Linked DNA regions of Homo sapiens: regions 2, 3, 4, 5 and 6 are each linked to region 1. A link is a contact called in ENCODE Hi-C or POLR2A ChIA-PET data. All regions are on one chromosome and are shown on one strand. The core of a region is the stretch at or near the end of the contact, and the rest is flanking DNA. Distances in the headings are between cores, read along the strand shown. Region 1 holds the start of PFN2 (profilin 2). Region 2 holds the start of GYG1 (glycogenin 1). Region 3 overlaps GYG1 (glycogenin 1). Region 4 holds the start of HLTF (helicase like transcription factor). Region 5 holds the start of HPS3 (HPS3 biogenesis of lysosomal organelles complex 2 subunit 1). Region 6 holds the start of ERICH6-AS1 (ERICH6 antisense RNA 1).

Region 1 (4,054 bases), core at 865-3,364:
CTCTTAACCAAGACCAGTCTATACAAAGAAACTGTAAAGAGTTGACAGTTGACACTAGACAAAGTGCAAACTTAAAGAGTTATTTATAAACTGTATTAAGTCAGCTGGTGCCTGAAAGTGTTCACGTAATGGTAAAAATTCAGCTATCAACTCTGAACAAAGCTGGTCTATCATATTCAGTCCCATTACAGTAAATCATGTTTCATCAAATTTAAAGTTGCTTCAAAGTCTCCCAAAATAAAGCCTGTTCTTTGATGTGTTCACTTCTCTGCTTAGAGTAACTAGAAATATACGTGATGAGATGGACTTCAACCCCTGGACATCAGTGCTTTTCCAAATTCATATTTCCCTCCTATTTTTCTAGCCACGACTCCCGTTTCTTTCCAACTTCCCTTCCCCTCCCATCTCAGTAATCAGTTTTCTTTCTGGGCAAACGCAAAGTGGATTCTGTCTACAGCACTGCGGTAGGCAATAGTAAAACAGAAAAAATGGAGGGAGATTGGGAAAGAAACTGAGGTAGCCACCAGAACCGGAAAGGAGAAAACGTGCATTCTAACATTCCATGAATAAGAAGGAAGGCGTCGCCCCCATCAGAACTGCAGAGTCATAGCAGGCCCCAGCCATTTCCAAGCACACTCCCGCAATCTTCCTAGTCAGACAGCGGGAACTCACACACAAAGACAAGAGGACTGCAGGAAAAAAGTTGATGACCAGATGCCAATTCCCTACAAGAATTGTAGTCCACTGCGGGTATACGAGACCTTAAAGTACTACTATCAAGGACTGAGTTCTAAAGTTAGACTTTAAACCATGTTAAGTGGTAAAAGAATAATTAGCACCCTTAATAGGGGACCTGAATTTTGGTGCTTAATGGAAAGGGAGCGTGGTGCTAAGAAATAAAGAGAATGGTCTCGTATTTAGTACAATTATCATAATTTTAGAAACAGCCTTGGGCAGAAACAGGCAAAACAATAAGCTGGAGGTTTTGTGGCAAATATTCTCCAAACATATTGCAACCAACTCAAAACCATCAAGTCTCAAGAAAATCAGGCAATGTGAAGCATAAAACTGCATTAGTTCCTTTACTGCCACCACTAAAGAGGGAGGGACTTAGAGAAGTGAAGTGTGCTCCTGGTCTTCGCAGATAATTGAAAGCCCCCGAAAAGCACCCCTTTTTTGAGCTATGTTGCATAACTGGGGATAACCGTATATCGATGAATCTCCATATGAGAAGAGAAATCAATGGCAGTTCGCCATCTTGGAGAATTTAAAAAAAAAAAAAAAACAACCTATAGAGCTAGAGCTGAAGTCGAGATTCACGAATCCACCTACGCGGTCGGCGTACATCTCTCGCAAGCCCCAGAGGCCTGGACATCGGTAAACCTACGCAAAGTCGCTTCGAGAATCCCGGGGGCCGGGCCGGGGCCGCCGCCTCCCACAGCCGGAGGCGCGGGAGGCGCGCTGTCCGCGGAGCAAGAGCCGGCCAGAGAGCCTAGGGACCTCCACCCGGGGCCCGCGCGCCCCAGCCCGGATCCCCGACCCCCGCTTCCACCCCAGAACGTGCATAGCAAACCTCAGGGCTTCAAGAGAACCTAGGGGAACCGCACTAGGAGGAAAAAAGGAACCCCTCCCCTTGCCCTGGCCGGTGCGTGCCCCCTCCCCCAACCCGGGCACCTGGACCGACGCTGGGAACGCCGGGGGCGCCCGGCCAGGGCCAGCAAGGAGTCCGGCCGCCGCCCCCAGCCTGTCAGCGCAGCCCCGGGTGAGGGGGCGTCCCCGGGCCTCGGCCTCCCCGCCCGCCCGGCAGCCGCATCCTCGGCGCCCGCTGCCTAGCACACCTGCGGGCTCGGCCCTCAGTGTTCCAGCCCCGCGCTGCGGTGCCCCCGCGGCCGGCCACCCCGCTCCGGTGCAGGGACCAGGGTACCGGCCGCCACTGGTCCTCACCGTAATGCTCTGAAAGACGCCCCCGGCCGTGGCTGCCCAGACGTATTTGGCGTCGCAGTAGCCGACAATGGCGGCCTCCTGGCAGCAGCCATCGCACATCAGGTTATCCACGTAGCTCTGCCAACCGGCCATCTTCGAGCCCTTCGCACTGCAGCGCGGACGGCGAGGAGCAGCAGGCGCAGCGGCGGCGGCGGCGGTAGCGGGCGGCGGCGGCGCGGGGGGAGGCGGGGCGGGGGCGGGGAGGAGGCGGCTCTGCGCAGGCACCGACCGCCCCCCTCCCCGAGGAGCTGCGGCGGGAGGACGCGGGTTCAGCGATGAGGGACGAACCTCAGAGCGCGCTCGGCCGCCCGGCCGCCCGCAGCCGCGGGGCTGACAAACCAGCGGCGGGAGGCTGCGAAGCGGCTGTGCCTGTGGCGGCTGCTCCTTACCGCAGCGCCCTCCGTTTTCCGCGGACACGGCTGGGCGTGCGCGCGCGCGTGCGTGCGATCCTTCCGCGGCGCCCGGGCACGGAGGGTCCCGGGAAGGGCGGGGGGAGACTGAGGCGGGGGCGCGGAGGGATACCGCCCCGGGACAATCACGGCCGCCACGTGCGGGAGGCGCCGGCCGGGAGCGGTGGCGGGCCGAGCTTCGGACCTCGGGCCGGCGGAGAGGGTGGACCCCGCGTCGCTCTCGGCACCCCAGGAACAGCGGCGGCACGGACGCCTTGGAGCCCCGCGGCCGGGCCGCGATGTGCTTTTCTCCTGTGTTCGCTGCCCGGGATGCGGAATCTTGAGCCTCGGTGTCGGGTTACAGAGTTGTCCTGGTGACGGGATGCGGAGCGTTTCCTCCTTTTTGTTGTGGGGGCGGCTGGTGGCAGGGGCAGCTGGTGGCAGGGTTGCCCACGCTAATCTCCGAGTCTCTAAGGGCACCGTCTTTCCTGGATCCCTCTTGCGCCTCGTCCATAAAGGCAGACCCGCGGGCGCGCGCCGGCAACCTGAAATCAGAGCAGGCGTCCGTGGCGCTCAGGAACCTTGCTGAGCTTCGCCGATCTTTCATTGTTGCTTCATTTGGGTACCAAGGGCCTCTCATTCTGTGGATTCTTTGCCTGGAGGAGCCCCCTTAATGTTGCTAATCACGTGTGGTTAAATTGCTCGTAAATTCCGAACAAAACAAATAGCGACCTGTGTTACACTGTTTCTTGGTAACTGGGAAAGTTACTGGTGGCTTGAAGTATACGCAGAAAATACAAAGATTAAAAACTAGGGAAGAGTTCACTGAATGAACACCGTAACATTTCTGCTCTGCAGGGTAAAATAATTTCGGGACCCAGGTCTGGGAAAGATTTGTATTAACAAGGTAAACGGTGGGTAGAGTGCCTGAGAAGCTATTCGTATCGTCTTTGGTAGCCTCTGGGCACTAGGACTAGACATGGAATTAGGGGTCCCCCAACAATGACTTCAATTTTAGGTTAATAGAAACCATCTGCCACTTAAGGGAAAGAAAGCACCAAAATGTAGATAAGTTGATGTTCACCCTTAAAGTTATCGTGTGAGGTCATGATTTGTAGGAGGATTAAGGAATGTATCTCTGGAAAGGGCAAGAACGTTGCTTTTAAAAGTCTAATTGGTTCTGAAGTTTTATATTTTTTCTGCTGATTGCTTTAAAATGTTCAGCTACTAGAGAGAAAAAAAGTACAGTAAAAGAAACCCCCAAGTCAGAGACCTATCAGACTGAGAATATGTATTTTCTCATGTTCTAAAGATACAGAATACCTGTGTGGTGTAAAATGTGAACCAAAAATTGTTTCATTTTTGTAAGTGTGCCTCCCACCTGATTTAATTACACTTAATTGTTCTTGTTTATGACTCTGCCTTTTATGGTGATGTTGATCATTTTAGTCCTTCGATCATAGCACTGTATCATCTTAAAAGTTAATAATAGATTACTTGTAACACAGGCTCACTATGTGAGAATTCATCAAGCTGTATGTACATTTATTGTGCTCTTCATTGTATGTATAATTCAATAAATTGAAACAGTAAACGAAAAGGTAATTATAGAAAAAATACAGTGATAACTTGAAGTATGTTGAATTTTTATTAATTTACTCTGAAGGTTTTAAGATATAATT
Region 2 (4,054 bases), core at 710-3,209, 980 kb before region 1:
TGAGATAGTAGGCTGCAAGAAGTAGATGGTTAAGGGTCAGCTGATGGCAGGAGGGTTCTGGGTGAAAGATGGAAATCTCACTCTTCCAAGTTCACCTCTCAGTCTGCAAAAGAGCAATCAGACTGAGAAGTACCTCTCTTTGTTTTCCCTCTCCCCACTTAAGATACAAAAGTGTAGCCTTTGTGTTCCTTAAAGAGCTCCAACTCTTCTATGTCTATATCTTTTGAATAAGTGGAAACCCATCTATTGCCCTTTCCACTTTTCTGTTTCCTACAACGGAAGCACATAATGCCAAGTAACTGGGAGGGCCTCCCATGTGATCAGCGGTCTCTAGGCCATGGTCAAGACTAGGAAGGACTCAAGAGAGGCTCCTGGAAGGTGATATTTAAAATACTGATTTTAAGGTTCTACCCTTAAGATTCTTTTTGTTTTGTAACCTGTTTTTCTTCAAATAATATATTTTGAACAGCTTTTTATATTAAAAATATATAATGATTATGCCTACAGAGTATTTCATTACCTCAAGAGTATATGACGCGACTTCAAAAAGTCCATAGAATATACATATTATAAAAAAAAAATGCATGGATTTCAAAATTATTTTGCACCAAAATAAACCTACCCTTAAGATTCTGATTCAGGAGGTCTGGGCTTAGGCCCAAAAATCTACGCTTTAACCAGTGCCCCCAAGTGATTCTGATGTAGGAGATCCACACCCACACACGAGGAAACAGTGATATAACTGGTTTGAGGACAGCAGTACCACCTTTGCAAATAAATCACTTATTCTTAAGCATCTGTTTTGCTTTTTGAACTGATGTCAACTTCCTGATTGGTTTCCAAATGGCTTTGCAGTACTCATTCAACATTTACCGAGCAATTTCAGTTTTCAGTTTGCAGAGAACTGAACTACCCGAGGCTTGTTCTGTGTTTGGACTGGGGATGGGGAGCAGAGAAGGATGTGATCACATTAAAGCTATTTCTCAACTTCCTAGAAAAATGACAAATTGACCATTTCAAGATTTGTGAAACAGGTTAGCATTGGCTAACCACAGTTACAATAATTTACTAACCTTTTTGGAGCCCCTGTGTACAAGAGGCACCAAGACTTTCTGGGTGGGAAGGTTGATTCTGTAACCAAACTGCCAGGGTTTAAATCCTACTTTCTCCATTTATATTATATGACTATAGAAAAGTTAGCACTTTGGGAGGCTAAGGCTGGCAGATCACTTGAGGCCAGGAGTTCCAGACCAGGCTGGCCAACATGGTGAAACTCTGTCTCTACTAAAAATACAAGAAAAAAAAGAAAAGAAAAGTTAATTTAACTTTTCTGAGCTCAGTTTCCTCCTCGTCTGTAAAATGAATATGTAACACCTCACTGAGTTCGTACAAGGATTAAATGAAGCACTTAAATGCCTAATTGATGCAGATGGCTCCAAGAATTTAACATTTACGAAATATTCACTATATTTTTTAGGTTAAGGGTACAAAACCATTGTGAGTACACTAAGGAATGATTATAGAGGCTGATCGAAATTCTGCAAAAAAAGCGTAAATTTTACGTTTCATTCAAGCAGTTCAGACTCACGATTTTAACTAGAGTAATCTGGGGTTTGTTTGCTTGTTTTTTAAGGTTCCCTAACCCTTGGCTTCTTGGGGAGTTTGATGCCGCACTCAGCCCCAAAGTCCCCCTTAACTCCCAGGTTTAGCGGCGACAGGGGGCGCGCGGTTGACAAGGGCAGGCGCCCCGGGGAAGTAGGAGCAGGGGCGCCGGTGAGCCGCAGCCGCAGCGGCAGCCTAGCCCCGAGGGAGGGAGGAGGAGCCGAGGGAGACGCGGGACCCGGAGCCCCGCGGGCCACCGCCCCTGCCGGCCGCGCAGCTGGGAGGATGCGGACGGCAGCGAGAGCGTGCGCGGCCACGTGACGGCCGCTATAAGAGCGCACGGGGCAGACGCTCGGTTCCCCGCCGTGCCTCCTCGCTGGCCGCGCTCCCTCCCGGTGCCGGCTTCTCTGAGTCACCAACCTGAGGCTGCCCCGGCCGCCTGCGCACCCGGCAGCACCATGACAGGTACCGCCGCGCAGCCCGCCGCCGCCAGCCCCGGGACCCCGGCTTCCTGCCCAGCCGCCGCCTCCCTTCTCCTCCGCCCTCAGCCCCGGAGTGTTCCCGGCAGGACGAAACCGCCGCAAAGTTGCTGGCTGGCCGCAGCCGGGCGTGTTTCTGCCTGCGTCAGCTGCCGCCCCGCCGCCCCCCAGAGTGCAGGGATGGGGCAGCCGGGCAGAGCCCGGGCCCTCGGCCGGAGCTCTCGTTCCTGCTTCCGTCTCCTCGTCCTTCCTCTTGCTCTCACGGCGAAGGGCCGGCGGGCGGAGCAGCTGCGGCGGGGCCGTGTGGGGGTGGGGAGCCGGTTCCCCTGGGGGTTCCAGGCGGGAGTCCGGGGCGCAGCGGCATCGTGGGGAGCTGCCCCGGCCTCTGGCGGCCCGGAACCCCAGGAAGCAGGGGCTCCGAGGCGGGGATACTGCGGCCTCCGCCCGGCTCCTCCGCCGCCCGCCCCGGCCCCGGCCGCCACGCTGAGCCTATTTTTAGGCCTTTGGGGCCGGGTTGCGGGAAGCCGGGAGTCGGACTAGCGTCCCCGGGCGCGAGCCCCGTCTGGTGGGAGGGCGCCGGCTTTGGCTTCACTTGTTGCGAGGCGTCCGGGCCACTCCACGAGTTAGCCCCAGCACTGGGAAGCTCCGAGTTAGCTGGTCCTTCCGTGTCATTGAGGCTAATAGCCAGGGTTATTACAGCAGTTGAACTGCCACAAAGATTGCAGGTGTAACCCAGAGTTCAGCCGTCTTTAGGAAGATTAAACTCCTACCCAGCTGTCATTGGTCTTTCTTGGTCATTTGTAATGTTGGCTAGTCTGGTGTTCTAACCTGTGTTCTATCCCTTATTTAATCTTGGAAATCATCCATATCCTTGCTTCCAGAAATCCTTGAATCCTGCTCACCTTATTACATTTTTCTCCATGATCGCCTGGAACCTGGACTTCATTTGAGTTAGATGATCATTCATTTTGCCTAGCTTAAGTATTTTTGGTACAGATTGACAGCGATGTTACCCATGTTATAATGGGCTGAAGATAATAGAAGCAAGTACAGGCGGATGTTGATGGGCCTGTCAAGGGACAGGTGCCACTGTTCAGAGCTTTCCTAGAGTGTGAGTGACTGGGAAGCTGGTGGCCCTTCGGGGGTGGGGAACTGGTCTTCCTACAACTTAGTAGTTGGCCTGCCGTGGGAGAGGGCCTAATAAAATGTGTGAAGATGGCTCTCAGGTCAGCAGCCGAGGGATGCGCTGGCCCACTAGGCAACCCACAACTTCCTCTCATGTCTCGGTGGAATTTCTACTGCTTCCAGCCTCCACCTTGGAAAACGGGCAAGGGAGAATGAGGGAAAGCCAGGTCAGAAAGAGAAGGACTTCATGACAAAATGTCCCAACTCGCTGGTTAAGCAACTGACTCCTACCAGAACTTGATCCGAAGTGTCCTATGCATTTGGATGCCCACCAACTTGCTAATGTTTCTTGGAGATGGAACATGGCCCAGAATTGTCCCAGGGAATGACTGGAGAAATCTTGAAGCCTGTGCTAGGGGTCTTGGGAGGGTGGGGACTGTTCAGCAGGAGGAAAAATCCATGTATTTACCTTCTCTTCTGGCAACTAAGTGATTATTGGAGATTGGGGTGCGTGTCTGTTGGTTTGGGCGGGGGGAGGGGGAGGGTGCAGGATGGACCTGCACCTTCTTCTCCAAAGAAAAGCAGGCAGTTGTTTAGGGCTTCTTGGGTGATCTCCAAATCTATTTATCAGTGATTGATAACTATTTAGATAGAAGCATCAAGGAGGGAAAGCCTCTTTGAGGAGCTGATACTTGAGGAGAGACTCAATGTTATTTTTCAGGGATATTGGGGCAGGGGAGCTTTTGCTCCACGTTGAGGAAACAGTTATGTATAAGATGCCTGGAGTTCGAGGCTGCAGTGAGCTATGATCACACCACTCCACTCCAGCCTGGGTGGCCGAGTGAGAC
Region 3 (4,054 bases), core at 656-3,155, 960 kb before region 1:
TGGCCATGATCCCCGCTTTCTGAGGAAGATATGAAGTCCAGGAGCCCCAAGGGCTGAGCAGACACTTTGCTGTATCATTGTAGCTGACGCTGGCCACAGTGGTGACTGAGCAGGATCTGCCCAGAGACTTTTGGTCAGTGGTGGGAGAGTGCACCATAGGGGTAATGTGGCCTTCTGGGCCCTCTGTTGATAAGCCAACAGTTGTGGGCCCTGGAAAACAATTCCATTGTTCCAGTTTGCTCTCTTTTACTTTTTGATTCTTTTTGTCCTGTTATACTCAGGGGAAAGTCTGAAATCTTTAACTGGAAATAAAGTGTACAACCTGATCCCTATGTGGTCTGGTCCCTGCCGCCTTCTCTGAGACTCACCTGGTGCCATGCAACTCATTCCCGCCGAGTCCACTTACTCAGGCCACCTTCCAGGCCTTCTATCCATAGCCTCATGCTCCTGCCCGCCACAGGTCGGTGGTGTGCACTATTTTTGTTCTGCCTGGGACACGGTCCCCCGTCTTTCCCCCATCGGCATTTTTCAGGTATGCCTGTGCACCCCTCAGATATTGGTTTAAACACAACTTCCTTGTGGAAGCCTTCCTTCGCCCATCAGATGTAGCTCAAGCCACTTCCACGTGTGCCTGTAGTGCCACGTACATTCCTTCACTGCATTCATCTCCATCTGTGTGATGTTTGTTGATTTGATTTGCTGCTGTTGGTGTCTCCCACCTGACCCTTGTGAAGACAGTGACCATATCTCTTTGTGCACTGTTGACTCTGCAATGCCTAGTACAGTATCTGGTACATAGTAGCTGCTCAATAGATATTTGTCGAATTAATGAGTTAAATCAGGGAAATGGCCACTCCTTAAAATGTTTTTAATTGGTGTGTCAAGGAACTTAACTCAAAAATGAGGGCCGGGCGTGATGGCTCACGTTGGTAGTCCTTGCACTTTGGGAGGCCAAGGCAGGTGTATCACTTGAGATCAGGGGTTCGAGTCCAGCCTGGCCAACACGGTGAAACCCCATCTCTACTAAAAATAACAAAAAATTGCCTGACGTGGTGGCATGCACCTGTAGTCCCAGCTACTCGGGAGGCTTAGACAGGAGAATTGCTTGAACCCAGGAGGCAGAGGTTGCAGTGAGCTGAGATCGTGCCACTGCACTCCAGCTTGGGTGACAGAGCGAGACTCCGTCTCAAAAAAAAAAAAAAAATGGAATTAGTGTCTATTTTTAAAGGTCCAGTTATGTGCTCCTATAAAATTATTAAACTGTCTAGAGATCTGTTAACTAATTTATATATTTTTTTCTTTTAGGTGGGGACCAAGGCATACTGAACACATTTTTTAGCAGCTGGGCAACAACAGATATCAGAAAACACCTGCCGTTTATTTATAACCTAAGCAGCATCTCTATATACTCCTACCTCCCGGCATTTAAAGTGTAAGTGCAGATGGTTTAACTATTGTTGGAGATGTTGAGGGCAGAGAATTGGGGTGTACAATTTTGGGGCTGCTTCATTGTCATTCCGAGGGAAATAACAGATAGACACTTTGAGGAAAGTTTCTCTTGTAAGAACCGTGGCTGCAATGGGGAGAGGCCTTGATGTTATCGGTTGCCTCATGCTTGACCCTAGGGTCCTTAGTTGCCTTTGGGACAAGGTTCCCATCAGTTTCTGGGGTTCATGGCCCTCTGGTAAGTTATTAATATGTCATGGTCAAAAACACAGACTCTTAAGCTCTGCAGACTTACAACTTGGAGGAGCTGAGTTTGTGCCCTAACTCAATGTCTTCCCCATACTGGCTGCTGAGCTTTGGTTTCCTTCACCTGCAAAAAGGTGTTAAAAGCTCCCTCATAATTGTTGTGGGGATTAAGCCAGATGCAGGCAGCAGTGTGCTGCTGTGGCTAAGAATAAGGGCTCTGGAGCTGGATGACCTCACTTCACATCCTGCAGTGACCACTTCCTGGCCTACTTACTGAACTTCTTTCTGCCTCCATGTCTTCATAGGGTTATTGTGGGTAGTAAGGGAGGTAATCATGTAGCATGGTTAGAAGAGGGCCTGGTCTACCCAACTGCTCAGTACACGTTAGATTGTTAGTCATTTTTATTTGAGAGAAGCAATATAGTGTTCAGAGTAATTCGTAAACCAGAAAGGCAGGGCATATGTCCTCACTCTGTCATTTATCTGCTACATGACTTAAGACTTGGTGCCTCAGCTCCTCCATATGTAAAACGAGGAGGAAAATAGTACCTACCTCATAGGGTTGTCAGGAGGATGAAACAAATTAATACATATAAAGTGCTCAGTGGACATTTGTTGTTTTTGGTAACGTGCTTGTTTAGCACGCACAGTCCCTGGTGCAGTTCTTTTTTTTTTTTTTTTTTGAGACGAAGTCTCACTTTGTTGCCCAGGCTGGAGTGCAGTGGCATGATCTTGGCTCACTGCAACCTCCACCTCCTGGTTCAAGTGATTCTCCTGCCTCAGCCTCCCTAGTAGCTGGGATTACAGGCACGTGCCACTACACACGGCTAATTTTTGTATTTTTAGTGGAGATGGGGTTTCACCGCATTGTCCAGGCTGGCCTTGAACTCCTGACCTCAGGTGATCTGCCCACCTTGCCTTCCCAAAGTGCTAGGATTACAGGCATGAGCCACTGCTCCCGGCCCCTGGTGCAGTTCTGATACACCTTACAACTAATACAGCCTTGCTGCACTGTTTATCTCACTGTTAGGGACAGGATCCTATTATTTAGCCTCTGACTCATTTGTGTTTAACTAAGAAGATGATTTAGATTTCTTGAACAGGGGACTAGCTGTCAGGTCGATCCTGAGACAGTTGTGAGCAGCACAGCCCTTCACTGAGTTGGGCCAATCTCTGTCCCATATGGACATTCCTGAGTTAGCGGAAAACAAAGGGCCTTTCACTCCTCATATTTCATTATCCAAAGTCCTCTCCGTAAGTCTTACACCACGGTAATAAGCATGTCTGGCTTTTTGTAGCAGCAATGTTTCCTTTTCTGTTCTTTTCTGGGAAGACTCTATCAACATCCTCCAGATAAGGATTAGAAGCATCTCATGTTCTTTCCTCCCTAACTGTTCCCTTGGTATATGTCTCCAACATATTACATTCTCTTCCCTTTGTACAATGGGAACAAGCAGACTCTTAAACACACCAACTGTGTTCTGAGTAAAGCAGACAACAGGATTCACTGTCAAGGGAGGAATAGGAGAAGCATTATTTTCACCTCTCAGTCCTTGGCCTTGTAAAATACAAACGTGTCTCACATGGAAATGTGAACCTGATCCATTTTAATCCTTACTTATAACCCTGCTAGTCTGAATAGTGTTCTTGCAAACCATGACAGTGTGACCCCTAGAGCCGAATTTGTCTATAATAGGACATTTGCTTATAGTTTAATTGACTGAATTCAGTTTAGCAAGCAAAAAGTTGACAGTGCAGAGGAGAAAGACTTTTGAATAGTATGACCATTCCACTCAGTCCTGCACAGTGAGCATGTGGTTCTGTTTGACTCCATCTGATTTCCACCTTAGCACCATTGAGCACGTTGTACCTTTCGGGGATAGCCTGGTTTATGCAGACACTGCTTGCAGTACTTTTATTTTAACACACAAGAAGCAGGTGGAGCAGAGTTAAGTTTTGAGGGGTAAGACAGACTTAATTTGCTAGAACCTTGGCCCTTTCTCTCAAGAACCCAGTTGATTTTATATCCTCCAAATGAATTGCCCCCAAAAAACCAGTTAGAGATCTAAATTACTGAAACAGGATGGTTTTCTTCTTCCTGGCTCAATGAATGAGTGCTAATTTTGGAAATCCCCCGGGTTTATTGTAACCATAGAGAATATGACACACTGGGAAAGTTGGGAACAACTCCGTCCATTAGCCGGATTTCAGCTGGCCCAGGGCCGGCTGGAGATGCTGCTGCTTCAGTGCAGCTTGTGGGGGTCAGCTCTACGTTTCTGTGATAAGGCTGCTCAGAGCCATGCTTTGTCTTGCCCATTGCTGCCTATTGAGGAATATTGAAACCAGATCACAGAACTCATTT
Region 4 (4,054 bases), core at 444-2,943, 880 kb before region 1:
TTCCATGAACTCCATACTGGACAGTCTGCAAGTACTTCCAAACTGGATCCCTATTTTTTTTTAAAGGCAAAGAAAAACAATATAATATTTAAGTATTTCCAAAGACCATATGAGTAGTTTTCTCATGCTTTACTTCAGCAAATGAAATCTTACATGGGAATCACGGTAAAGATTAATAGTTACTCTCGTTAAAGCAGGAATTGCAGTGAGTGGAGAAGGCTTCTAGGAACTCTACCTGTTTTCAATATTGGCTCTTCTACCTGCCCCCTAGGTATTCAAAATGAAAAGCCTAGTCAGAGTTCACTAACCTCTTTCCCAGTGAAAATCATCTAAATTGATATGTATATGATGTCTGTAACTACAATTATGGGCCGGATGCGGTGGCTCACGCCTGGAATCCCAGCACTTTGGGAGGCAGAGGCAGGTGGATCACCTGAGGTCAGGAATTTGAGACCAACCTGGCCAACATTGTGAAACCCTGTCTACTACAAATACAAAAATTAGCCAGGCGTGGTGGCGCCCATATGTAATCCCAGCTACTCGGGAGGCTGAGGCAGGAGAATCACTTGAACCCGGGAGGCGTAGGTTGCAGCGAGCCGAGATTGTGCCACTGCACTCCAGCCTGGACGACAGAGCGAGACTCCATGTCAAAAAAATAATTTAAAAAATGAAATCATATGCCAAAATTTCAATAGGGATTGAGCTATATAAAAGACTTATAAAAATACAACTATTAATGTACCAGAAGTTGTTTATAATTTTCCAGAAAATACATCCAGCATCCATCACTGTAACTCCCTGCGAGCAGAACACCTATTCTGGTATCCAAACCACGCCACCGTGGGAAATTGGCCCCAAGCCACCCGTACCCGCCTTCCGTCGCCGGTTTAAGCATAACCCCAAACCCATTAGGTGTAACTGTTTCGGGAATGACCATAAATACCAATTTGGACAATGAAAAGTGAAGGGGAGTCTACTGGAGCATTGCAAAAAGTTTCCATTCTCCTAAGAACAGTCGCTTATTTGCGATGCGTTTTCCTTGCAAGTGGCGCATATCTCTACTAGCGCCTCTGCAAATACTTATCTGCACGTCTGTGCATACAGATAAGCTGTGAGCCACTTGGGGACAAGGACTGTCTTACTCGGCCCTCCACCGAGCACAATGCCTGGCGCACAGTGGGTATCTAATGGATGTTTTGTTAAATAAAGCACTGGCCGAGATGCTTTAAGCCCCAGGCCCCCCACAGTCGGTGACAGAGATTTCCCAAGTCCCTAACACGGGACTCGCCCTAGGAGCCCCTACTCGCCAGCGAAGACAATGCATTTATTTCTCCGGCGGCCACATATGCGACCAACAGAACGAATACAGCTGCACAAATCGCCCAGGGAACGCAGAGGAACGCGGGGAAGGTCAGGTTCATTTGGGGACGCCTCCAGGCCGTTAGACCGAGCGCCCCACCCCCTCCGCCCCCTTCACCTCTTGAACATCCAGGACATGGCGCTGAGTGGGATGACAAGAGGAGCGCCTCGGCTCCCCTGGATCGTTTTCGAGCCGCCTCGATACGCCTCCTTCCAGGCCCCGCAGCCCTGAAGCCGGGGACAAATTCCGAGCGCCGGATCAGGAGCGCACGACTGAAAGGTAAGTCGCCGCGAGTCCAGTCAGACGTCGACGCCGTCTCCTTCTGCAACAATCTGGGAGACCAGCGTCGCTCTGTGACTGGCACTAGGAAAGCCCAATCACGAAGAGGAGAGTGCGGAGCCAAACCAGTCAGAGCACAGAAGGGAGGGCAACTCCGCCCCGCTGCCATTCAAAGACGGCGGGGGGTCCGGGCTGCAAGGGTGGTTCCATCCGGGTTCTTCCCCGCCCCCAAGGCGGGCGCGCGGGAAAGCCACGAGGCCCCAGGAGTGCGACTGCGGTGCCTGCGGTGCCGGTGTTTTGTTTGATTCCCTGCCTCAAACGGAGGGAAACGACCTTCCTTTATCCTACGAGTCCTAAGACTGAACCCCATTCTAAAGGCTCTACCGTATCCTTCCTCTTATTTTCTTCTCATCTAATGTGGCACATAATAGGGCCTTATACTAAAGGAGCTCCACGGTTTACGAGACCTAGAGCTACCGGCGAGATACTTTACTTCATTCCCTGTGGTGAACCGTGGGGACTTTCGCTCCAAATTTTCATGTTAAGCCTCAGCGTATGCATGAGACACAACGAGTTTGGAAAATCTTAAATGGAACTTAGAGTCCCCTCCCCACCTCTTTTTGTTATTTTTAAGGAAAATTTTCCTTTCTTGGTGCAGGAAACCCATCACATGTTTATTACAGCTATGGGGGCGTTTGCCTGAAATGGTGGACGGGACCATTTTCCCCGTGGGCACTTGGCTGCTCCAGCCAAGAGGGGGAGGCCCTTGTTTTCCTCAAGGAACTGCAGAGGGGCGCTCTGAGGCCCTCCATGGCTCTCTTTCCAGAGTCTGAGGTGACCGGAAGGAGAATGCGGCCCTGGGACCGTCAACCTTGGACCAGCTGCAGCCGACGCCTGGCAGGGCTGGTCGCTTTGCGTTGAGGAGGCTGCTGTCCCCGAAGCTGGCCTTTTAATCGCACAGGGCAGGAAGCTGGTGGTGGCGCCCAGCTGCACAGGCGGCACCATGTAACTGCCAGATAATACTTGCGCGTCACAGAGAGGTCCATGTTACACGCCTGTCAGCACAATAATATTAGGTGGTCAGCTTTTCTTTTTTCTTTTTTTTGTTTTTTTTTCTTTTTTATTGAGATGGAGTCTTGCTCTGTCCCCCAGGCTGGAGTGCAATGGGGGTGATCTTGGCTCACTGCAACCTCCGCCTCCCGGATTCAAGCGATTCTCCTGCCTCAGCCTCCGGAGTAGCCGGGATTGCAGGAGCCCGCCACCACGCCCAGCTAATTTTTGTATTTTTAGTAGAGACGGGGTTTCACCATATTGGCCAGGCTGGTCTTGAACTCCTGACCTCAGGTGATCCGCCCGCCTCGGCCTCCCAGAGTGCTGGGATTACAGGCATGAGCCACCGTGCCAGGCCGGTAGTCAGCTTTTCAAGACACATTTGTTCATTATCGTAAATAAACTGTAGTGATCTCTAATCATGAACCATGGATGAGCAATAGAATTTGAAACAATGTATTATTTCATTTGACCAAAGTTGATGAGGAAGATAAAGACAATGGCATTTCAAATTATTTTAATTGTTGTATGTTCTTCTTGAAGTGTGTTGAGGCAAATGGCAATACAGTTCAGCTTTTAGTATGCCAGATTTTAAATAAATTCTTGGAAAATATGCCAGAAATTGCTCAAATTGATGTTTTGTAAGAGTAAGAAAGTCATGCTCACTAGACAAAGAAAAAATTCCAAATATGAGAACATAGCTCTTTCAGACTTAAGACTGGCCAGGCGCAATGGCTCACACCTATAATCCCAGCACTTTGGGAGGCCGAGTTGGGTGGATCACCTGAGGTCAGGAGTTCGAGACCAGCCTGGCCAACATGGTGAAAGCCTGACTCTACTAAGAAAATACAAAAATTAAGCAGACGTGGTGGCACGCACCTGTAGTCCTAGCTACTTGGGAGGCTGAGGCAGGAGAATCGCTTGAACCAGGGAGACATGGGTTGCAGTGAGCCGAGATCAAGCCACTGCACTCCAGCCTGAGCAACAGAGCGAGACTCCATCTCAAAAAAATAAAAAGACTTAAGATCTATGAATAATGACTGTCCCATGGTTAAAGAATGTGCTTTGAATGAACTAAAATTTGCTATTTAAAGGAATGGTATGGAAAGGAAAGGAATCCAAAATTTCTCCATCCAGCCACTTCCCAGTCACAAACACACTTCTCATCTGCACCCCCAGCCACACACACACACATGCCCGCGCGCGCGCACACACACACACACACACACACACACACAGAACCTTTATGCAAATTAATCATGTCATGTCACTCCCCTGTTTGATTCAGTGAGCCTGAAATCCAAGAATGGCATATGTGGCTCTTCCTCCCACAGTATGTTTTCTCTATGTTATCAATATTTCACA
Region 5 (4,054 bases), core at 751-3,250, 840 kb before region 1:
AGAGAAAGGAGGGAAGGAAGGAAGAAAGTTCTCAAGACAACCCTTTTCAACAGAGTGCTACCCTAAGTGCATGTGCTATGGGCTAAATTGTGTCTTCCCCCCAAATTCATATGTTGAATCTGTAACCTCCAATACCTCAGAATGTGACTGTATATAGAGATAGGGCCTTTAAGAAATAATTAAGGTTAAATAAGATCATAAGGGTGGGTCCTAATCTAATATGGCTGGTATCTTTATAAGACAAGGGAAGGACACCAGGGATGCAGGCACACAGAGGAAAGACCATAGGAACACATAATAAAAAGGTAGTCATCTTCAAGCCAAGGAGAAGGGGCTTCAGGAGAAACCATACCTGCTGACATCTTATCTTGGACTTCTAGCCTCCAGACCTGTGAAAATGAAATATCTATTGTGTAAGCCACCCAGTCTGTGGTGTTTTGTTATGGCAGCCCTTGCAAACAAATGCAACCTCCCGCAAGGAATTGATGGTGTGCCATTGCTGCCCCTGCATTCGTAACAGGAATACAAGTGGGCAGCTCCTGCTCACAGCTCCTGACAAACGTGGAAACCAGACACATGCCCCACCTTCCCTTGGGTAGCATGTCTCTTCCCAAAGAATCTTAGATGAGTCAGGTGCAGTGACTACAGCAAGGAAGAAGACACTATCTCTAGGAAGGAATGGGGTTCCAGGTTTTGAGCAAATCTCACTTCTTTCTCCAAAACAGACATTCTTTTTATGCAGGTGAAATTACACTAAAGTTAATATCAGTCTTCATTAGGAGAAAATTGAATTAGGATAATTAAGTCTTGAAGAAGAAAATTAAGCCAAAAAGAATAATATGGCAGATACTTGTGGAAAGGAATCTTTTTTACTATTGATTTTGATATTTGCTCTTAAGTTTTGTATCTAGAACAAATAACTTGTGGACTATTAGTCTGGTTGTTTTCCATAGGAGCCTTCTGTGATTTTTTGCAGCCCTAGTTCCTGACCTGAGCTACCTCCATGTTTACTTCTCTAACTCACTGAGTTTGACGAACCTGTTGTTTCCCATTACTTAGAGGTACTTTATTCATCTGAAGGGCCTAGGAAAGGGAGGCAAGTTTAACTTCAATCCAATTGCATCTAATTTACAAATTCTGAACTGGAAACTGACTGAAGAAAATGTTGCACTTTCATTTATGTCCCTGTGTGCCTAAATAAAACAGCATCCCTCAATCCATGCTAACACATATATTTTCTAGGTGAACTGGACAAAGTTATACTACTTGTTTTATCTAAATCTGATTTTTTTAGAAAAGGGAAAGTGTTGCGATCGTGAACTCCACGTTGAGATGTCAGGAATAGATAATTTACTGCATAGTTTTAGGAGCACTGGACTGAAAGCCAGGGGATTTCCCTCCTAGTTCTTCTATCCTCTGGGGCTCAAACTAGTCTTTTGTCAAATGCCTACAAGATGAAGTCCATGGATTCTTTCTTTCAACAAATATCTTTTTGCCAAGCACGTTCAAGGCTTTGCTCTTTCCAGCTGAACTATTCTAGAATTTCCATTATTTTAAAGCAACTCTTCAGAGTGTTTAGCCCCGAGTTGCACCCCATTTCAGTTTTTGCAACCCCATCCTCCAGAAGCTCAGGGACTACTGAAGAGACATGAATAACGCTCCTCAAAGTAAGTACAAAATGTTACAAGATAGATGATGAATTGTCAGAACGTACTCAAAAGCCAAAACATACCGCCTGGCCCAAAGCAGTAAAAGACGAAAGGCAGGGACCCAGCGGTCCCCGCACCCACCGGCCACTGAGCATAGAGCAGTGGCAAGCTCGCGCGGCGGAGTGGGAGGCGCAGAGACCGAAAGCACTGCAGCGCCAGAGCGCGGGCTGACCAGGCTGGCGTGACCGCTTTCCCGACGCCTGCCACGCCCCGCGGCGGCCTCTTTAAGTAGCGGAGCCGCGGGCGGGGCCGGCTGGCGTTCACGTGACCCGGCGTCATTGGCTCGCTCGCGGAAGTAGTCCTACATTCGCGGTCAGCGCGGGGTCTCCGGGCGCCCTGCAGGGCGGGCAGGCTGTGCCATCCCGCCGGACGTCGGGATGGTGCAGCTGTACAACCTGCACCCGTTCGGGTCGCAGCAGGTGGTGCCCTGCAAGCTGGAGCCGGACCGGTTCTGTGGCGGGGGGCGTGACGCGCTTTTCGTGGCGGCGGGCTGCAAGGTGGAGGCGTTCGCGGTGGCCGGCCAGGAGCTGTGCCAGCCGCGGTGCGCCTTCTCCACGCTGGGCCGGGTGTTGCGCCTGGCCTACAGCGAGGCTGGTGAGTAATCTAGAGAGCCAGGGGCCGCCTGGGGTCCAGCTTGAGGCCTCCTAGCTAGCGGACCGAACGTCTGGGCTGTAGCTCTAGCTAGGGATGGGACTTCTTGCTTCCCGGAATTTGCCGGATGGTCTCCCTGGGTCTGGCCGCTGATTGCTTGAAGTCGCATTGAGCTATGCGGTTGTCGCGGCAAGCATAGGTATGAGCTTGCTTCTGTCGGGGCGGAGACGCTGACATCTCTTCGTCTTGGTTTTCTGCAGAAAGGCCTCTGGCTGGATTCCACTCATCTCGGATACTTAAGCAAACAACAACAAAAAACTCTTTAGTGCATCAGATTTCAAAGACTTACCAAAAAAACAAGTAGGAATAAGGAGACTAGTACTGTATCCCGGAACCTCCAAGTACTCCCAGCTTTAACAATTATTCCAACTCTTGGCAGTTCTTTCACATCTGTACCTCCATCTACTTCCGGTCGGTTTTTGAAAGCTCACATTATGTGTTGATTTTTAAATGTGTGTAAGTAGAACTCAGACTGCCCCCCTCTCTTCTCTTAAACATCTGTGGCCGGGCGCAGTGGCTCACGCCTGTAATCCCAACACTTTGGGAGGCTGAGGCAGGCGGATCACGATGTTAGGAGTTCGAGACCAGCCTGGTCAATTTATTGAAACCCCGTCTGTACTAAAAATACAAAAATTAGCCGGACGTGGTGGTGGGCGCCTGTAGTCTCAGCTACTTGGGAGGCTGAGGCAGGAGAATCGCTTGAACCGGGGAGGCGGAGATTGCCCCATTGCACTCCAGTTTAGGCGACAGAGTGAGACTCCGTCCCAAAACAAACAAAAACAAACAGTTGTAAGAGCAGCCGTTACTCTTTCACACCAGAAATGTGAAGCAATACCAAGGAAATACTGTGTGGGTGAATCCTATTTTAGAAAAATCCAACATTTAAAACTAGATCCCTTTTAGATTACAGAAGAATTTACCATATAATTCCTTTAATACACTTACCTTCGATTCATACTTTACAAGATGGGTGTAAAGTTCAGTATTTACGTTGCAAAAGCTGGTGGCTATGCTATTAATGAAGTGGAGAACTTGAACCTGGAAGATTGGAGATCTCTCTCTAATCCCTACCCCGCAGCTGGTTCGGTGTGAGTTTATAGAAACCTTGGGGTCTGAGTTTATGTTAAAAAAAAAAAAAAAAAACAAAAAGTTGAATAAATAGATCAGTGATATCCAGACCCTGGGATTTCGTGGCTCAATTAAAAACTGTGGGGTTACCATACATAGTATCTGACTGCTTATTTTGTCAAGTAAAGACATATACAGGCATACCTTGTTTTTTTTGCATTTCACTTTGTTGTACTTTGCCGATACTGCGTGTTTTTTTCTCCCCAATTGAAAGTTTGTGGCAACTCTGTGTGGAGCAAATCTACCAGTTCCATTTTTCACACTGCATGTGCTCACTACATGTCTCTTGAGTCACATTTTGATAGTTCTTGGCAATATTTCAAACTTTATCATAATTATTGTATCTATTACGGTGATCAGCAATCTTTGATGTTACTATTGTAGTAGTTTTGGGGTGCCATGAACTGTGCCCATGTGAGATGGTGAACTTAATTGATATGTGTTGTGTATGTTCTGATTACTGCTCTGATCGTCTCTGCCTGCTCAGGCTGCCCTAGGCCCTGAGACACAACAATATTGAAATCAGGCCAATTAATAACCCTACAATGTCTTCTAAATGTTCAAGT
Region 6 (4,054 bases), core at 841-3,340, 730 kb after region 1:
CACATGTATACATTATCTTTATTACAAATTGAATTAAAAGGATAACTAAAAACATGTAAGTGAGACAGAACAATTCTCCTTAGACTTAAGAATTCAAAAGTTGCTTACAAAAGCAAAGTTAGGGTAACTAATAATTCAAGATCATTGACTCAGGTTTGGTGTGAGATTTCAGGGAATATTTACAAAGATGTTCCAGAAGGCATTTCACTGGTATCTTCTTACTATAGTTAAAGTGCCTGAAGGCTAATAGCAATAACAAGAAAAAGAAGAGAGAGAGAGGAAAAAGGAAAAGCTATTATTTCCACTCTCTTCCACAAAAGGCGTCCCTGGTCACTCTTGCATTTAGCCAATAAAAGCTATATTCAAAATTCTCAAGCACTTACAATTGCACACATGGCATATATAGTTATTCTTTCATGTTACATTGATAAGTGGACATGTAATCTCTAGAGCTAGGTAATAAGCTGGGGATAAGTGGGAACCTTTATCTCTTTCAAAGTGTCTACCAGTGTATATTTAAAAAAAACTTTTTAAAATAAGTAAGTCACAAATGCCCTGGATTATTTTACTCTACTTCCTAACATGTTTATCCAAAAGGTAAACATTATTGGGTTCAAAAAATGTGAAATTTGAAAACATTTTCTTACCTATCTATACTCATTTCAGACATGTCTTTCCTAAATGTCTGAAATATTTTAGGGAAACCTGTTGAATGAAACATTTAAAAATCAGCTATTCCCTCTAAATCAAAAGGTCAATTCTACCCCCCCCAGGAACACATGGCAATGTCTGGAGACTTTTTTTTTTTTTTTTTTTTTTTTGAGACGGAGTCTCGCTCTGTCGCCTAGGCTGGAGTGCAATGGCGCGATCTTGGCTCACTGCAAGCTCCACCTCCCGGGTTCACGCTATTCTCCTGCCTCAGCCTCCCAAGTAGCTGGGACTACAGGCGCACGCCGCCACGCCCGGCTAATTTTTTGTATTTTTAGTAGAGACGGGGTTTCACCATGTTAGCCAGAATGGTCTCGATCTCCCGACCTCGTGATCTGCCCGCCTAGGCCTCCCAAAGTGCTGGGATCACAGGCGTGAGCCACCGCGCCCGGCCTGGAGACATTTTTGATCATCGCAAGGATGTGTGCTTCTAGCACAGCCACGGGTAGAGGACAGGGATGCTGCCAAATATCCTGTAATTCACAGGACAGTCCCCAATCCTCCCCAACAAAGAATTATCCAGACCAAAATGTCAACACTAGAGCTTGAGAAGCCTACTCTAGAAGACTTCTCTGCTTCTTTTTTCAAGGAAGTGACTGGAGTGGCTTCAGCACAGGATGTTAAACACAAAAGAGAGTTGTTTTTTTTTTTTGCAGGACTGTTTCAGTAGTACAGCACCCTTAAGGCACTTCTCTGGAAATAATATGAGTGTGTGTGTGTGTGTGTGTGTGTGTCTGTGAGAGAGAGAGAGAGGGAGAGAGAAAGAGAGGGGGAGGGGAGAGGGAGGGGAGGAAGAGGGAGGGGAGGGGGAACAGAGAGAGAGAGAGAGAGAGATGTCACGGTGTGAATGCACGCAAAAATGTTATAAAAATGAGCACTCCCAGCAGCCTGGGCAACATAGTGAGACGCCAGATTAGCTGGGTGTGGTGGCGTGTGCCTGTAGTTCCAGTTACTCGAGAGGCTGCGGTGGGAGGCTTGAGCCCAGGAGGTCGAGGCTGCAGCCACTGCACTCCAGCCTGGGCGACAGAGCGAGACTCTTGTCTAAAAAAAAAAAAGCACTTCATACAGCCATGCCCAAGTTCAACTTTTATGGTGTTTCGCCTATATCCTAAATCGTGCCTCATCACAACAGCTCAGCCAAGGGTTCAGTGTCTCTGACAAGGGCGTGAGAGAGATTAGGTGTGTGGAATGGTGCATGCATTTAGAAATCAGGCACGACGCGCAGGTCGACGAAGGCACCACCCAGGAGTGGGTGGACCAGGTGCCCCCTGGAGACGAGAAACCCTCGAGGAAGGGGTGGGTCGGGGGCGGTACTTTTATGCGAGGAGGTGCTGGAGGGTGGGCTTGCGCTCGGCGTTTCAGTGCTGGTCGCGCTCTGGCTGGGCACGAACGTAGAGGTCAGGCTAGGGCTGACGATGCTGGCTAAGCGGGGGCGCACGTCTGGGAAGTCGTCGTCGTAGTCACCGATGTCCGTGACCTTCCAGAGGTACTCTTCGCTGAACGTCTCAGGGGCCTCCAACTCCTGCTCTTCCCCCACCAACTCCTCCTCCACCACCTCCTCCTCCTCCTCCTCCACCTCTTCCTCCTCCTCCTCCACCTCTTCCTCCTCCTCCTCCACCTCTTCCTCCTCCTCCTCCTCCTCTAACTCCTCCTCTGACTCCTTCTGGTCCTTCTTCCCCGGGTCTCCGAAGCCGCTAGGCGAGCGCAAGTGGGCCATGGCTGGCGGGAGGCGGGATTACAGCCAGCTCTTTGGCCGCGGCCCCGGTCGGCTCTCGCGAGCGCGAGCCTCTGTTGTGCGTTGGTCTCCCCGGGCAACTGCTTGCCCTGCGCCACCGAGCCTCCCGGATTTAAAGCGGCAGGAGCTGGTTAGCCGGATAGAATGTGGGTGCCGAGGGCCGGTGGGGGCCACCGCAGACTTCTTTCTGTCCCTGCTCTTCAGCGTCTCTGAAACCCCTGGCAGCCTGCGGAGAAACGATCTTTTCTTCGTCTCTCAGCTTATTTGGGGCCTTTTTTTTTTTTTTTAACTTGGGTGGAGGAAGTGGCTTCTAGCGACGGACACACACGGTGCCATTTGGTATTGCGGATGCTGGAGTCTGGTTATTGAGTAGACAGATGCTTGCTGGAACGTCCAGTGAAACTTTATTTACAAAATCAGGCGCCAGCCCTTGGGCCCTCGTTTGCGGATATTTTTAAAATAGCTTTAAATATTAATAAGCGTATTAAAATTGCCTTAAATGTTAGTTATCTTAAATATTGTTAGATTAATATTAATTAATCTTGATTGGCGACATTTTTAGCGTCCCATAAATTTTGCTCCTTGCTGTGATCTGGGTCCTGCTTCTTACTTGGCCCATCTATCCATCCTGGAGTAGAAAAGTCCTGAAGCATCTGGCCACCTAGGTACCACCTGCGTCCTTCTGGGACTTTGTATTTACTTACATTTTTGTAAAATATATACATTTTTTATTTTTGAGAGACAGGATGTCACTCTGTCACCCAGGCTGGAGTGCAGTGGCGGCATCATGGTTCACTTCAGCCCTGAACTCTTGGGCTCCAGTGATCCTCCCACCTCGGTCTCCCAAGTGGCAAGGACAACAAATGTGTGTCACCACGCCTGGCCAATTTTATATATTATATTATATTATATTATATTATATTATATTATATTATATTATATTATATTTATTTTGAGACGGAGTCTCGCTCTGTCACCCAGGCTGGAGTGCAGTGGCACCATATCGGCTCCCTGCAACCTCAGCCTCCTGGGTTCAAGCAATTCTCCTGCCTCAGCCTCCCGAGTAGCTGGGACTACAGGCACGTGCCACCACGCCTGGCTAATTTTTTGCATTTTCAGTAGAGATGGGGTTTCACCGTGTTAGCCAGGATGGTCTCGATCTCCTGACCTCGTGATCTGCCTGCCTCAGCCTCCCAAAGTGCTGGGATTACAGGCGTGAGCCACAGTGCCTGGCCTGTATTATATTTATTTTGAGACAGGGTCTTACCCTGTCGCTCAGGCTGGAGTGCAGTGGTGCTATCTCAGCTCACCGCAACCTCCTCCTCCCGGCTCAAGCTGATCCTCCCGCCTCAGCCTCCCGAGTATCTGGGACTACTTTTTGTAGAGATGGCGTCTTGCTATGTTGCCCAGGCTGGTCTCAAACTCTCGGTCTCAAGCTCCTGGGCTCAAGAGATCCTCCCATCTGGGCCTCCCAAAGTTCTTAGGATTACAGACGTGAGCTACTGTGCCTGGCTAGGGAATATTTTTGAAAGTAGAGTTCTTGCAGGCTAAAGGAGCAGGCAGCACAGATGAGAGGAGACATCTGAGTTGCTTTAAAAGGAAGGGCAAAAT

Evidence for each region. A loop is a pair of places that touch in the nucleus more often than their neighbours do. ChIA-PET counts read pairs that join two places held with the same protein, here RNA polymerase II (POLR2A). Pooled maps may share reads with other maps.
Region 2: a map of naive thymus-derived CD4-positive, alpha-beta T cell shows a loop between it and region 1 (18-fold over the local background). The contact joins the promoter of GYG1 here to the promoter of PFN2 in region 1. A Hi-C loop is called at or near these places in 2 of 168 maps with a recorded cell type or tissue (CD8-positive, alpha-beta T cell and naive thymus-derived CD4-positive, alpha-beta T cell) and 9 of 50 pooled maps. POLR2A ChIA-PET finds 5 or more read pairs at or near these places in 1 of 52 experiments (activated CD4-positive, alpha-beta T cell).
Region 3: a map of gastrocnemius medialis shows a loop between it and region 1 (2.9-fold over the local background). The contact joins the enhancer-like site here to the promoter of PFN2 in region 1. A Hi-C loop is called at or near these places in 1 of 168 maps with a recorded cell type or tissue (gastrocnemius medialis). POLR2A ChIA-PET finds 5 or more read pairs at or near these places in 1 of 52 experiments (activated CD4-positive, alpha-beta T cell).
Region 4: a map of CD8-positive, alpha-beta T cell shows a loop between it and region 1 (5-fold over the local background). The contact joins the promoter of HLTF here to the promoter of PFN2 in region 1. A Hi-C loop is called at or near these places in 1 of 168 maps with a recorded cell type or tissue (CD8-positive, alpha-beta T cell) and 6 of 50 pooled maps.
Region 5: a map of CD8-positive, alpha-beta T cell shows a loop between it and region 1 (2.6-fold over the local background). The contact joins the promoter of HPS3 here to the promoter of PFN2 in region 1. A Hi-C loop is called at or near these places in 1 of 168 maps with a recorded cell type or tissue (CD8-positive, alpha-beta T cell) and 7 of 50 pooled maps.
Region 6: a map of endothelial cell of umbilical vein shows a loop between it and region 1 (5-fold over the local background). The contact joins the promoter of ERICH6-AS1 here to the promoter of PFN2 in region 1. A Hi-C loop is called at or near these places in 3 of 168 maps with a recorded cell type or tissue (endothelial cell of umbilical vein and naive thymus-derived CD4-positive, alpha-beta T cell) and 10 of 50 pooled maps. POLR2A ChIA-PET finds 5 or more read pairs at or near these places in 3 of 52 experiments (PC-9 and WTC11).

What each region holds. Positions count from the first base shown.
Region 1 is chr3:149,968,781-149,972,834 of GRCh38, forward strand. It overlaps PFN2 (profilin 2), which reads right to left and starts at 2,115. Exons shown (of 3, transcript NM_053024.4): 1 at 1,945-2,115. The coding sequence starts at 2,076. It overlaps LOC646903 (a long non-coding RNA gene), which reads left to right and starts at 2,499. Exons shown (of 1, transcript NR_036538.1): 1 at 2,499-4,054. RefSeq lists silencers at 1,311-1,570, 1,591-1,640, 1,651-1,890, 2,101-2,180, 2,411-2,470 and enhancers at 2,316-2,847, 2,848-3,378.
Region 2 is chr3:148,989,581-148,993,634 of GRCh38, forward strand. GYG1 (glycogenin 1) reads left to right here and starts at 1,960. Exons shown (of 8, transcript NM_004130.4): 1 at 1,960-2,067. The coding sequence starts at 2,061. RefSeq lists silencers at 1,599-2,648, 2,682-2,976.
Region 3 is chr3:149,007,971-149,012,024 of GRCh38, forward strand. GYG1 (glycogenin 1) reads left to right here. Exons shown (of 8, transcript NM_004130.4): 5 at 1,306-1,432. Among named protein-coding and RNA genes, the nearest start is that of GYG1, 18 kb to the left of the region's middle. RefSeq lists an enhancer at 438-938. Within about 2 kb of position 1,906, at least 6 of the 41 ENCODE cell types and tissues checked have a DNase peak (open chromatin) inside an H3K27ac peak, as active enhancers do; they include gastrocnemius medialis, where a contact is called at or near this core.
Region 4 is chr3:149,084,840-149,088,893 of GRCh38, forward strand. HLTF (helicase like transcription factor) reads right to left here and starts at 1,694. Exons shown (of 25, transcript NM_003071.4): 1 at 1,478-1,694; 2 at 1-50. The coding sequence starts at 1,497. It overlaps HLTF-AS1 (HLTF antisense RNA 1), which reads left to right and starts at 1,493. Exons shown (of 3, transcript NR_046648.1): 1 at 1,493-1,639. RefSeq lists enhancers at 1,021-1,538, 1,444-1,653, 1,539-2,056.
Region 5 is chr3:149,127,638-149,131,691 of GRCh38, forward strand. HPS3 (HPS3 biogenesis of lysosomal organelles complex 2 subunit 1) reads left to right here and starts at 2,001. Exons shown (of 17, transcript NM_032383.5): 1 at 2,001-2,303. The coding sequence starts at 2,087. RefSeq lists enhancers at 2,002-2,261, 2,043-2,542.
Region 6 is chr3:150,701,474-150,705,527 of GRCh38, forward strand. ERICH6-AS1 (ERICH6 antisense RNA 1) reads left to right here and starts at 2,091. Exons shown (of 3, transcript NR_121675.1): 1 at 2,091-2,194. ERICH6 (glutamate rich 6) reads right to left here and starts at 2,447. Exons shown (of 14, transcript NM_152394.5): 1 at 2,023-2,447; 2 at 648-705. The coding sequence starts at 2,425. RefSeq lists enhancers at 2,323-2,402, 2,553-2,642.